2 separate regions of the Mus musculus genome follow, and region 1 is linked to region 2. A link is a loop called in an ENCODE intact Hi-C map of the cell type or tissue named here. Cell type or tissue: heart. All regions are shown on one strand. Each heading gives the region's core, and the rest is flanking DNA. Links, peaks and the distances in the headings are about the cores only. Region 1 holds the start of Gm50050 (a long non-coding RNA gene). Region 2 has its middle 35 kb from the start of Zfp871.

Region 1 (2,816 bases), core at 206-2,705, 110 kb after region 2:
TATATAATCAGGACCACCTGATGCCCAGGGGTGACACTACCCACTAGGTGGCTGGTCCCTCTCACATTGATGGTTAATAACAAAAATGTCCCCCACAGATTTGCCTAAAGATGATCTGATGGAAACATTTTCTCAGCTCAGACTGTGTTTTTTTTTTTTTTTTCCCAGATGACTCCACGTTGTGTCTATTTAACAGAAAACTCTTCAGGACATACCTCATCCTTTCAGAATGATAACAAAGGAAGTAAAAAGATTGCCCAGCCAGCCATAGTGCTGGCCATGTAATCACAATGGTCTGAGTTCAGTTCCCCAAATCCACATAAAACAGGACATATCTGTAATCCCAGCACTTCTCACAGAAAGCCTGCTTCATTGACATGGAAGGAAACAGTACTTCTGAAAGCTGTCCTGCACATCTCCCATGTACCGTAGTATACGTGTGCACCCACAAACACAGTAAATGAACACACTTACAAAACTCAATGTTATATTGATTTATCCACAAGTCATGGGGACAGGTTGATCATGATAAGAAAATAGAAATTCCTAACTGTCCTAATTGGGACTGTCAATTTACTTCTTGGATATGCATGTATTCAAGCAGAAGATTGACTCAGTGGTAGTGGTAGTGGTAGTGGTAGAGGCGCACACCTTTAATCTCAGCACTCAGCAGGCAGAAGCAGGTGGATCTCTGTGTAAGAGAGGCCAGCCTGATCTACAGAGTAATTTTCAGGACAGTCAGGGGTATGCAGTAAAATGCTGTTTCAAACAGACAAACAAATAAAACCAGAAACAAACACAGTAACAAGAAGACAAAAAAGACCATAATTTGCGTTGATATCATTACATATCCAAGTATGCATAAGATTGTGGATTGAAATCTGTGTTGAAATGCTATGTGAATGTTTAGTGTTCTCAAAGAGACTTACCTCACCATACATGAATCGCACTGTTTCTAGTCGCGCTGTCCTCAGGAGACTTGGAAAGCATGCAGTCTGAACACGTTACAAACTGTTTCCCAGCATGAGACCAGCATTCATTCCCGTGTTCAGTGGTTAGTAACCACTGTCTCAGGCATGCTCGCTTCTTTTGTTTTGCAGCAGCCACCTGGCGGAGAAATTCAGTGACTATAAGTTGTATAAACATAAGGAGTTTGGGAGCAGCTTCACATATCCTCTGTCCCTTCAGATGCATAAAAGTGCTCACAGTGGAAAGAAACCTTCTAAAAATAAGGACTGTGAGGACCTTTTACTCCAATCTGGTCAAGGAAATAAAGAACATCACCCTGCAAAAAAAATCTTACGTTCAAAAGCTGTTTGGGAAAGGCCTCACGCATCCCAGTCCTTTACAAAGGCATGAGAAGAGTCACAGCGTTAAGAAGCCCTATGTATGTGAACTGTGTGGTAAAGGCTTTGTTCGCTTAGATAATCTTTTAAGACATAAGATGACTCCAGATTGTGAGAAGACTTTTTTTTTTTTGTAATCACTGTGGGAAAATTTTTTTCTCGTTCTGCTTACCTCGAAAACACACAAAAATTCATACTGGTGAGAAACCCTATGTGGGTGAGCAGTATGGGAGAGATTTTCTTTATTCTGCTTACTTTCAGATTCATAGAAGAAGTCACACTGGAGAGAAACCCAGTGTGTGTAAGCAATGTGGGAAAGCCTTCACTGCTTCTCAGTACCTTCATATACACGAACAAATTCATACTGGAAAAAAAAAGTTACGTAGGTAAGCAGTGTGGGAGTGCCTTCTCATTTTGGAATCAATTTTAGAAACATAAAATATCTCACAGTGGTGTGAATCCCTATACTTGTAAGCCATGTGGGAAAGGTTTCACATGTTCTGGTTTCCTGAGAGCACATGAAAGAATTCACACTGATGAGAAGTCCTATGTGTATAAGCACTGTGGGAAAACCTTTGCTCATTTTGGTAGCCATAAAAGACATAAAAAAAAAAAAAAACTTCACACTGTATAGAGACTCTACATACACAAGCAGTGTGGGAAAGCTTTAAAGAATCACCATTCCTTTCAGTTCCACAATTGAATACATACTGGAGACAAACCCTACAATTGTGAGCAGTGTGGGAAGGATTTAGCTTCTTCCTCCCTACAGAGCTAAGAAAGGAATCGCTCTGGAGAGAAGCCCTATGCGAGTTTGCAATGTGGGAAAGCTTTCAGTTCGGACAGCTCTCTTCAGCAACATAAAATAACTCACACTACAGCAAATTCCTGTGGACGCAAGCAATGTGGGAAAAGCAAAAGCCTTTGATCGATTTTTGGAAGTCTCAAGTACATGAAAGAGTCCACACCAGCGAAAGACCCTATGAATGAGAGGCTGTTTGAGGTCATCTTCTTTGCAAAGACATGAACTAATTCATAGAAACACATAAGGATTCTTGTAAGTAATGTTGGAATGTATTCTCTTTGTTACCTCTGAGAAATCAAACCACATGGGCATGAAACAGACTGCTAGCAGTGTGGGAAATGTTGAACAAAGCTTAATAGAGAGAAGCTTTGTTTGTTTGTTTAATTGATGTAACTTTTAGAACTAGAAGCAGACACACTGGAGAAAAGCCCTTTGGAGAAAAGCTGCTAGCAATATGATGAAGTCTTCCACCTTCTTTTTTTATCATGGAGAAGATATGGAAGATCTCACATTGAAGAGAAGCCACCACAATGTGCACATTATGGGGAAAGCCTTTAGTTCTCCTGGGGCCCTCCAAAGACATTGTGGTAGTCCTTCTGGAGGGAAACTCAATGTATATAAATAAAAAAAAATCTTAGAAATCTTCCAGTTATCTCAAGTTCTTT
Region 2 (2,816 bases), core at 294-2,793:
CAGTGAGCCATCTCTCCAGCCCAAAATAATCTTTTCTTAATAATGACAGGAGAGAGAGAGAGAGAGAGGGAGAGGGAGAGGGAGAGGGAGAGAGAGAGAGAGAGAGAGAGAGAGAGAGAGAGAGGGAAAACACCTCGGTTTCTCCCATAACATAGCGCTAGGGAGTTTTGTGGACCTAACACTTGACCTTTCCTTTACTGCAACACACAGTCATGGCCTACCTCTTTTTGTATTTTAATGATTTTGTATTTTAATGCAATATCTAAATCCAGGCATTGCAGCCCACTTGGTGAAGCTGAGGCAGGCAGAGTTCCAGGACCACCAGAACTACATCCTCTGTCTTTTAAATAGAAGTAAAACATCTAAAAACAGCCCAAGAGCAACAGCAATGATGACGAAGATCAACACGAGTCCCCCCCCCCCCCCCCCCGCGCATGTCCATTTACTATTAGTTTAGCAATGCTGGAAATTCAGGTAATTGTTGCTAGTCCTACGAATCACTGTGGTAAGGGCACAGGGACAGTGTTTCGAAAGCTTCTCTTCGGACTGTGAGGCTCATAGCAGGTGAGGAAGACAGGACGACTGCTCTGAGTTACTCTGCGCTGGAGGAAGTATCAGCTTGGTTGTGCCCAGCTGAGAATTAACAGCTCCTTTGATTAAGCAACACTCTTAAACTGCTTTACTTCATTTTAGAACATGTGCCAAGAAAGATAAACCTTGTATCTTGCTTACACAAATGAGCATCCACCCTCTGGCAGTACACGGGGAGATATAAACTCAACAACTACTTATAGCAACAAATAATATCCGAAAATAAATAAGGTCATATCAGAAATTCCAGCCAGGCGAGCTTATCAACCACATGAGGTGCAATCCTTTGCCTGTGTCTATAAGGCCCAAAGTGTGGCAGGCACACTGAGTGATCTCTGGTTAAAAGCACAGAAACTTACCACAGGGAAGGACTCTTCAGTCCTGCCCGGGACACTCAGTGCCCTTCAAACTCACAGCCTAGTCTCACATACATTTGCCACCTCTGCACCTGCCCTGGTAAGACCTGCCACCACCACCCCTACTTTTCCTTGCTCCAGTTTCAGCTGTCTGCCTCAGACTTCATGCCTCTTACCAGTTAGTCATTTAACCGTTTCTTAGCCATTCTGTGACCAGCATGGTTGCATATAATTAATTGTGTGAGACATTAATATGCAATTTGTCAGTAAATATAAGTGATCAGATAGACTGTTACAAAATCATCTTTGATTACCATCTGCTGGCTTGCAAACAAAATCTGGCCACAAAACAGCCATACTGAGAACTTACTCATCATTCCATCTACCAGTCTTACATAAAACGTTCACGACCCCGGATCACTAAATTTCCTGTGCATGAACTCCCAACCCGAGTGTGAATCTCCTCACCACCCTCCACCACCACCGCCCAGATAGCAGAGACATGGGCTGATGAATGTCCACAGAGCCTGACGCACTAAGCTCTGCAAGGGCAGAACAGCGCGACCCAGCGGGGGGCCAAACTACTGCTTCCAGGGGAAGTTACTCCTCCACTGCTCCCTTGGTTGCAGCAGCCTCCCCCTCACACTTAGGACTCCCAGCAGTAGCCACTATTTTCAGCCGCCAGGTGTCCTAGTCCTCCTCTGACTCCAGCAGCCGGTGGACGTAACCCAGACACAGCGGGGCAAAACCTGGAATCTTTCTTCCAGACCCAGGCATTTAATACGACAAATACAGAACGTGGCATCTCAGTGTTTTGCAGTGACTATCTCCTAAGGCCCAAATTTCTAGTTGGACAGTTTATACAGTGCGAAACAACCACACATACACCCCATCCACCGCCCCTCCATAGTGCAGCAACTCACCCGTGGAGGATACCCATCCCCAAACTGGCAGGGCCGAGACCAGATTACAGATTCTGTGCACAAAGTTCTCAGTCAGCCAAAAGGAAAAGCATTCGTTCACTCACAAAACCTGTCCTGACTTCCCAGCAGCAATTGCTTCCTGCTTATTAAAATAATAGGGCCACAGTGAAGAGGGTGCGGCATAGTCTCTATTTTTTTTTTCTGATCAAGGCTCAATGTTTAATTGTAGGGTCTGAATTTAAAGGGGGAAATCCCATCCCTGACTATGCCAGGATCTCGTCAGGAAGACAGGCTCAGCTGTTCAGCAGACAGTGGCTTCTTGCAGGAAGCTGCAGATGTGGCAGGACAATAGACAACAGGTCAAAAGACTCCTCCCTAGGTGGGCTAGCCGACTGTGGCAAACAAGGTCTGACTTAGCCCACAAGACTGGGTGAAGGGTATACTTCCTTGCTTCAGTATCTAGAAATTTCTAAGTGGCCATGCTTCACAAATGTAGTTTTTGCTCCAGACTGCAAGTCCATGTTTGCCAATGATACGTTCTCTGAGTGTGCAGAAGTTCTCACGTTCATGCAGAACACTCGCCACTGTCCCGTGCAGACCCTTAGCTTGAAAATGGTGTGAAAGGAAGGATGATGGATCGATAAGCCTCTTCCCCATCCTCCTGGTCCAGGAACCCTTCCTTTGGAAGATGTAACAGGAATAAATATCTACTCCTTCCTTATATAGCAAGGAGGAAAGCAAAAATTAAAACTAAAAATCAAAATCCTTTCTATTCTCATCTGTGTCTCTGGGATAGGGAAGGATTGGACAGTAGCGGCCCAGGATGCACGATTAACGTCTGTCCTGTATAAAACATGGCCTGCTCTCATAGGTTTGCTTTTATTGGACTCACTTCTTAGACTTTCCTAACTCTTACTTGTTGAATGTTTAGATTCCATATGAGAAA

Evidence for each region. Hi-C counts contacts between places; a loop is a spot of excess contacts. Peaks named below come from ENCODE experiments on the same cell type or tissue, not always from the same donor. Only the 100,000 strongest peaks of a DNase experiment are listed, where the experiment ranks them.
Region 1: a loop joins it to region 2, with 2.1 times the contacts of the local background. A loop is called at or near these places in 2 of 42 quality-filtered maps.

What each region holds. Positions count from the first base shown.
Region 1 is chr17:32,863,515-32,866,330 of GRCm38, forward strand. Gm50050 (a long non-coding RNA gene) reads right to left here and starts at 1,363. Exons shown (of 4, transcript XR_003952261.1): 1 at 1,304-1,363; 2 at 930-1,107. It also overlaps the pseudogene Gm18273. In heart, for the core only: no CTCF peak of the experiment used is centred there; no DNase peak of the experiment used is centred there.
Region 2 is chr17:32,752,259-32,755,074 of GRCm38, forward strand. No RefSeq gene overlaps it. Among named protein-coding and RNA genes, the nearest start is that of Zfp871, 35 kb to the right of the region's middle. In heart, for the core only: a CTCF peak has its summit at 1,621; no DNase peak of the experiment used is centred there; H3K4me3 peaks cover 390 bases.